Regions from separate parts of the Homo sapiens genome. Here region 1 is linked to region 2. Evidence: chromatin contacts called from ENCODE Hi-C data. All regions are on one chromosome and are shown on one strand. The core of a region is the stretch at or near the end of the contact, and the rest is flanking DNA. Distances in the headings are between cores, read along the strand shown. Region 1 overlaps PHACTR3 (phosphatase and actin regulator 3). Region 2 has its middle 32 kb from the start of PHACTR3.

Region 1 (3,907 bases), core at 598-3,097, 260 kb after region 2:
CGTTTTACTTCCCAAGATCCCATTCCTATACACAGCCTCTCCCTCTTAGCCAGAGGAGCTGTGCAAAGGAAGTACCTTTTCATGGGTAAAAGACTCATGGTGCGCTCACTCTTGCTGGGCTTCAGGGATTTTTCATTTCTATTGCTCTAAAAGTGCCTGTGTGCCTTCCCCCTCCATCCCATCTCCTTCCTGCTTCCGAGCCCTTCTGTGGGCAGCATGGGGGCCAGGAATCTGGCTTGTTCCTGCTTTTCCTATGGTGGTCTGCCCCACCATTATTCACACACAGAGGCTGTTGGGTTCTCTTACCATTCCCTGTTTACAGAGACTCAGATACATTCAGAAGCGAGCTAATGCTGGGTGCCCAGCTCTAAGGGGAGACCCCAGACAACTCCAATTTCCTGATGATTTCTCTTCCTTTACCTAATTCCTTCTCCAAGACCCTTGCAGACACTGCTGTACCAAGTGGATTCTGTGTAACTCTCTCAGAAGTTTCCTCTTCCATGAAGCCTGCCTTGATTACCCACCCCCATCCTCACTCCCTCAGTGTTTAAGCCCAGTGTGTGAACAGTTAAGAGACGCTATGGTCTTCCCACACTGGTTTCTTCTCTTCATTTGGGTCTCAGCGAAATGTATCTCTGCCAGATTCTGAATGTATCTGCCCCTGCCCAACCACTCACCCACCATATCCGCCATTTCCTCCACGGCATTGACCACTCTCTCAGATGATTTTGTTCATTTGTCTGCCTTTACCTCTAGACCAGGGGCATCCAATCTTTCAGCTTCCCTGGGCCACACTGGAAGAATTGTCTTGAGCCGCATACATAAAATACACTAACGATAGGTGATTAGCTAAAAATAATTGCAAAAAAACCCTCATAATTTGTGTTTTCAGAAAGTTTATGAATTTGTGTTGGGCCTCCTTCAAAGCTGTCCTGAGCTGCATGCAGCCTGCAGGCCACGGGTTAGACAAGCTTGCTCTAGACTATGAGCTTCCCAAGGGCAGGGAAGACTTCCCATACTCAGCACTCTGTTCTGGGGGCTTGGAACAGTGCCTGGCACATAGCAAATATGTCATAGTCATCTCCTGAGTGCTTGAATGAGTGGCCTTTGGGGTGTTTTGACTAGACTGCAAAAGCAACACTTAAGTGAGCTAGGCTTTGCATACATTGTTTGGGACTGGGGAGGATTCCAGCCAGGAATTGTCAGGGGGGGAGGTTCAAGTCTCACTGAACATCGAGATATGATGTGGAAGCAACCACCCACAGAGCCAGAAGACAAAGCCCCCAGGGGAGCAGAACCACAAAGGGTTGTGTTCTAGTGGGGAGGGAGGAGTGGCTGAGCCCCGCAATGCCCTAGGCTTTCTGCTGGGACAAGGATTATAAATAGGAGATAAATAATTTTTAAATGGAGGCAACATCCTCACTGGGGCAAAATATTATGGCCCTAAATTCTAGGCATTCAAATACTGGGCCCTGTTGTCTCCCTGCTGTGGTTAGAGGATCTGGAAGTGGGAAGGTTTCTGGCTCTGGCCCAAGGACAATATTATTGTAGTCATAAAAATAATCAGAGCTTGGCATTAATTTTGGATGATGATGCCTCCTTCTCCTGACAAGCCCTTTATGTTTTTTGGTGGTGACTGTTGGCTGCATCCTCCAACTTCCTCAATGAGAGACCACTTGAAAAAGAAATAATAATTTGTCTTCATATCGCACACTCCGTCTGGGCTGATGGTGGGAGGGGAATGCGTGTGGGTGGGCTCAGCTCTGTTAGCTGCGCTGGCTGGAAGAGATTCCCAGTTTTTATTCAGCGCTCGAGCTGGGCTGCATGCTTGCTGACAAGAGGCGGGAGGCCCCTTAGACGTCTTTAGACACTCCCCCTGTGCTGGGCTGGGCACAGGCGGCTCTACTCAGCAGTTCAGCAGGCAGAAAGCCGGAAGGAGAGATCAGTGCTCCCAAGGCTGGTGTCTCCCGTGCTGACAACGGAGGCAGTGCTGGGAAGCATGAATCTCCCAGCATCTCTGGATCCAGAAGCCTGAAAACAGGTGGTGCTACCCACCCCTCCCTAAGCCAATGGGCAGGAAAAAGAATTTCCTGAACAGATCTCCTCGCTGCTTAAACACACTGCTCCGGTGAACAGTCCAGACCAGGCAAGGTTTGGGCGACAGATCAGAAAAATGAAGACCTGCACATGTGGAGCTGGAGCAAGGACTAGTCTAGTATTAGCTCTGTGACGGGAGAGCTTTGACTGTCACCTGGAAGTCTGACTTGATTTTGCCAGCAAGAGGCAACAACCAAAGGTTCACTTTCTCTCCTTCCAATTTTGGGAGGCGATCTATAGGGGTTTGCCAGCCACCTCTCATCCTTGCAGACCCCAGGTGGAATTTGCAGGCAGCCACTATGGTGCAAAATGTAATTTTAGTGTTTTTCCGCAGACGGCTGAGCCAAAGACCTGCCGTGGAAGAGCTGGAGAGAAGAAATATCTTGAAACGTGAGTAGCTGGTGATTCCTCTAGAGGTTTTCCTTCACGTGTGGTGAGGCTGTTGCACAAATCCTGAGTTCCCATAACCCAGCCCTTCTCTGCAAGCGGAATGCTCCATGCTCCCAGTAAACCTGAGCTGCTGCTGAATTCTGAAAGCAAGCCCCAAAGGAAAGCTGATATACCTAGAAACATTTTTTTTAATTTAAAAAAACTCCTTTCCTCTTAGCATAAAGATGTTTTTATTTTCAGGGTTAGTCCCATATGTCTAAGTGCGTTAGGTTTCAAGCAGGTCTTCCTGGCAGTTTGGGTCGGGGTTCTTCATGGCTATAGAAATCACAAAGCATGAACCGCATGAACACACTAGAGAAGGACACGCCCCTTGCCTGTTACACTTGGGAGGAATAAAGCAGTCAGCTCAGGGAAACGGTGAAGCCATGAGAAGCTTTCCTGTGGCTCAGGACTTTGAGGTTCCAGGACCCTCTGTTGCTCCCAGCCTTGCAACCCCTTGCATTTCCCGTTAGGTGGACAATTATAGCATATGCTGAGCATAGGTGTTCATGAGTAACCTCCATGCTCTAGGGCACTATATTCCATTAAATATTCCATAAAGTCAGTGATTTAGGGGTGGCCAAACCTCTTGAAAAAGTGTTTCTCCAATAGTTCTTTATCTAGTCATTTTCAGTTTTTAAAACATTTTCCACAGAAAGTGTCTTCTAATGGCTTGGATTTTTAAAGGACTTTTTTTCTCTTTATGTGATGAATACTGCAGACTTTCTCTGAGTTTGTTTTCTTATTTGTGAACATCTTTTTATGAAGTTATAATGGTACCAAGCTGACTTTCTGTCAGAAAATACCGCAGAGCCCCTTGTTGGTCTGGGTACTGAACTTGAATTGATTCCTCCCTCCTTTCTTTGCCTCAGTGCCTTCATTAACTGCCTAAAACAATCCCCTCCTTTATAGATTGTTGAAAATAACCCTCAGATAAAGACTTCTTCATTTTACTTTTTAAACTTAAGATATAGTGACTACTGTTCTATGTTAACTATACCATCTCTGAGGATTTAAAGAAAAGCTCTTCATTGATAACATGCTTAATTAAGTAGGCAGACAGAAAAGTCAAGCTGTTTCAGTTGCCAAATATTTGAATTTTTAAAAATTAAGTCACTTATTTATAAAGCTTGTAAGTTGCAGATGCTACTAAAAGTAGCAGTCCAGACTTGAACCAGGCAAGTTCAAGACACAGGAAGCACCACATTCCAAGTAGCCTGCTGTCAGCAACAGGAAGAGAGTACTACAGCCCAGACCTTTAACCCAGGAACCATGTCTTCTTTCAGTAGCAGCCTCTTCCTTCCTATCGTGGGCAACCAGGTCTTCCCATCAGCAAGTACTTCTAATTGTGTTAATCTTTGGAAATAAATATCAGAGCCTT
Region 2 (3,862 bases), core at 15-2,514:
AGGTTTTTTTTTTCAATTTCTTTTTAGCTCATCAGATATCGTTAGTGTATTTTGTGTATGGCCCAAGACCATTCTTCTTCCAATGCGGTCCAGGGAAGCCAAAAGATTGGATATCCCTGATTTAATGGATACAAGAGGATGTATGTAGCTTATAAGCAAGTAGTACACTATTTCATATAAAGAAATTGAGCATCTGTGGATTTTGGTATCCCTGGGTGTTCTGTAATCAACCCCCCATGGGTACTGAGGGACTAGGGTACTACCCCTGACTTTTTCATTAGCTGACAGATATTTGAGTTGCTTCCACTTTTTGACTATTATGGTGAATGCTGCTATGAACAGCCATGCACTTGCTTTTCTGGGGAAAAATATTTCCAGTTCTCTTGAGTACATACCTGGAAGTGGAATTGCTCGGTCATATGGCAACTTGATGTTTAGCTTTTCGAGGAATTGCTAGACTGTTTCCCAAGGCAGCTGCACCATTTTACATGCTGACGATTTGTTTTTAACAATTTATGGATAGTCCCACAATGTGTCAAAGACGGTTCAAAGCAGCTTAGACCCACACCTGAATTCAGCAGGTGACTGTCAGAGAAGTGAGAAGCATCGGGGCAAGGACGGGGAATTGGGACAGGACCAGGGAGTGGGGAGAGCAGAGTCCTGCCCGGCACAGGCCATAGCTCTTCACAGGAGGCTCTGGGCCATGCTGCAGGGTGGGTACCCTGGGGTGCTCGGAAGTGGCCCTTGAAGCCCCTGGGTACACACCGTGCATCTTCCAGAGCATTGATTTTTACTTAACTGTTTGGTGAGAAAGTGATGTGTATGAAAAGAATATAGACACATGTTGACTAGAATGAAAAACTGGATGAATTTTAGAAAGCTCAAAGGGATCCAGCACCTGCATGCCTCCGCTGCAGGCTCCTTTGACCACAGCCCCCACATCAGAGAACCCCTAGCAGGGGCACCTCCCACCCACCAGAATTGGGGAGAGTTGGGCAGGCTCGCCTGCACCCGTCCTAGTGGCCACTAGAGGGCGTCTGGATCCTCCCTGGGTTGCAGATTCCAGGAAATAAATACCCAAGGTTTCTGCCCGCTTCTCCCCAGTGCTGCCGGCAGAGCTGATCCAGAAACCCACCCCGGGCTTCCCAGGGGGAAGTGGACCGCTCAGACTCCTAACTTCAGTCAGCACGCTGACGAAGGAGAGAGCGGTTGAGAATCCTACAGCTGGAGGCAGAGCTCCGCCGAGGGTCTGGCCTTGCAAGGCGTCTCCCACAGCCCGGGGGACCTTGGACCTGTGTCCCCTCCTACAAGATGCTGAGAAGCCCAGGGTTAGGGGTCCCTGAGGCAGGGTGGAAACGCTGCCAGGACAAGCCCAGCCCACAGTCCACAGCGCCTGCCCCAGAAAAAACAGCCGTCGCTCCTGGATATCTGCCACGTGACTCAAAGAGGATTTAAGGCAGTTTAGAGCGATTCACAAAATTCAGCAGCAGCTGCGACCTCGGGGACCCAGAGAGACGGGGATGACGCAAGGAGAAAGGAACAAGAGCAGGGATGCGGGATGGAGCCTGGGATGAGGGGATGCAGGCCGCTCACGGAGAATTCTTCTGGGGTCAGGCCCAGGTCTGGGTGTCTTGCGTCCTGGGGCCCCCGGGGTGCAGCCCAGGGGCTGCTTAGAGGGGCTGAGTGTCTTCTCCTCTAGGGTCAGTGCCCCTGGAAGATTTGGAGGGAAAATTTGTGTGTGTGGAGAGAAGGCAAACGTGTCATTGATTTTTATTATAAAAGAAAAGACTGTACTGCACTGTACTGGAATGATAATGATGAAGAAGATGGGATCATTCCAGTCACTCTGAGTAACTTACAGTGGCTTTTTTTAAAAGGAGGATTTCTTTCCTTTATTTTAGTTTATTTTTTAATTATGTGTTTATGATTTTTAGTGATGGGGTTTTGCTCTGCTGCCCAGGCTGAAGTGCAGTGGCATGTCATGGCTCACTGCAGCCTCAAACTCCTGGGCTCGAGCAATCCTCCTGAGTAGCTGGGACCACAGCCTTGCGCCACCAAACCCAACTACTTTTTAAATTTTTTGTAGAGATGAGGTCTCGCTATGTTGCCCAGACTGGTCTTGAACTCCTGGCTTCAAGCGAGTTGAAGCTTGAAGCCTCCTGAGCAGCTGGGGTTATAGGCATAAGCCACCCTTTCCTTTTTTTTAAAAAAAAATAATTATTTGAGGTGATATTTGTGTAATACCAAATTAGCCCTTTTAAAGTGAACAATTCAGTGGCATTTAGGACATTCACAATGCTGTGCGCCCACTACTTCTACCTGTTCCAAACCATTTTCATCATTTTATGGTAAAACCTCATCTTTGTGGTGCCTTTTAGATCTTTCTTTATTAATTATTTATTGAGCATCTACCATGAACCGAAGTCTGTGTGGTACTGGGGATTTTGAATGGTGATTACACACAGTCTCTGCCCTCAGTGATAGCCAGCCTTTACCCCAACATGTTCTTTAAGTGTTCTAGCTCTTAGAAGCAGAGTCCTCATTTCCTCCCAGACAGCAGAAAGATTGGTAACTATGTAGCACCCATGCCCCACTCTGCTGGCCCTTGCCCTTATCAGACATTGCCAATCAATTGCAGCACTCTTACTGATCCTTGAGGCAGCCTAGTGACCCTGTGGAGCTCAGGTACATTGCCAACCAACACTGAGAAAGCTTTGGGTCATTCCGAGCTGTGATGTTGTACACACAGAGGTCTGTATCATATATACATACACTGGGTTCCATGAACTCAAGTCTCACTTGTCCACAAGTTGCAGGGCAACCGGGTTTTATAGGCTTACAGGAAATCACCCCTAGTCCTCACTCCATGCCTGCAGGGAAAACGTTGTGAAGGTATCCTAGCTGGTTCCTGCGGGTCATAAGGATGCTGAAGAAACTCCCAGCATAGACAGATACAGTGAACCTGGCAAGTCACTGCTGTTGGGTTGGTGTGTGTCCAGGGAGGTCACTCACAGCCATGACCTGCTACGGAATTTGCCAGGGGTCTAATGCAAATGAAAGTACAGTTCCCTTATTCAAAAATTATGAAGAGCTGCAAGGTGGTGGTGGTAGGGCGGGAAGCCAAGTCTGGGCCCTTTTGAGCCTGGGGCCCTGTGCCTGTCCAGGCAGCTCTCATCGCAGTCATTCTGGCCATTTACCCCCACTCGGGCTCTGCATGAGGAGCTGGCCTGGCCTGGAAGCGCAGTGTCGTGGAGAGCCTGGTGTCTGCTCTGCCCCAAGCTCTCCCCCTTTCTAGGCAGCTGCACCAAAGCAGCTTTTGGAGAACCTCCTCTCCCCAGGCCTCAGCAGAGGAGGTTCAGGTGAGCTGATCCTACCCCACTTCCATCCTCCTCCGTGCCACCAGCCTGGCTAACCCGTAGTTCCCATCCCTTAGTGACGAGGACCAGTTCAGAGTTGGGGAGAGGTGCTGTGAGGAGGTCCAAGCAAACTCGGCTTGGTGCTTTCTCTGGAGCTCCAAGGAAGGAGGTGGCCCCTTGAAGCTTTGGTAGTGGAACTCTCGGATTCAGCCATGTCTGTCACCACCCCTCCTCCTGGTCTCTCCAGTGGCCAAGGGGTACCTTTTCTGCTCCAGCCAGAAGGACTTGGATTTCAGCCCATTGGAACTGAAAGAGTCCCTGGAGTGAGTGGGGCTCAAACGTGGGGCTAGGTGGCTTAGCCAAGTGGATGCCCCACTGCACGTGGCTGCAGGAAAGACCAATACCCCTTGTCCCTCATGGCCCTTGCTGTGTCCTAGACTTCAGCCCTACAGCCGAGGGGGATCCTCTCAGCAGGACTCCTGCTGGTCTGTGTTCCCATGGCCCAG

Evidence for each region. A loop is a pair of places that touch in the nucleus more often than their neighbours do. Pooled maps may share reads with other maps.
Region 1: a pooled map of right cardiac atrium shows a loop between it and region 2 (3-fold over the local background). The contact joins two enhancer-like sites. A Hi-C loop is called at or near these places in 6 of 168 maps with a recorded cell type or tissue (dorsolateral prefrontal cortex, heart left ventricle, heart right ventricle and 1 more) and 5 of 50 pooled maps.

Annotation. Positions count from the first base shown.
Region 1 is chr20:59,834,074-59,837,980 of GRCh38, forward strand. PHACTR3 (phosphatase and actin regulator 3) reads left to right here. Exons shown (of 13, transcript NM_080672.5): 9 at 2,432-2,487. Among named protein-coding and RNA genes, the nearest start is that of SYCP2, 98 kb to the right of the region's middle. Within about 2 kb of position 1,848, at least 8 of the 41 ENCODE cell types and tissues checked have a DNase peak (open chromatin) inside an H3K27ac peak, as active enhancers do; they include dorsolateral prefrontal cortex and ovary, where a contact is called at or near this core.
Region 2 is chr20:59,570,692-59,574,553 of GRCh38, forward strand. No RefSeq gene overlaps it. Among named protein-coding and RNA genes, the nearest start is that of PHACTR3, 32 kb to the right of the region's middle. RefSeq lists an enhancer at 1,399-1,940. Within about 2 kb of position 1,265, at least 9 of the 41 ENCODE cell types and tissues checked have a DNase peak (open chromatin) inside an H3K27ac peak, as active enhancers do; they include dorsolateral prefrontal cortex and ovary, where a contact is called at or near this core.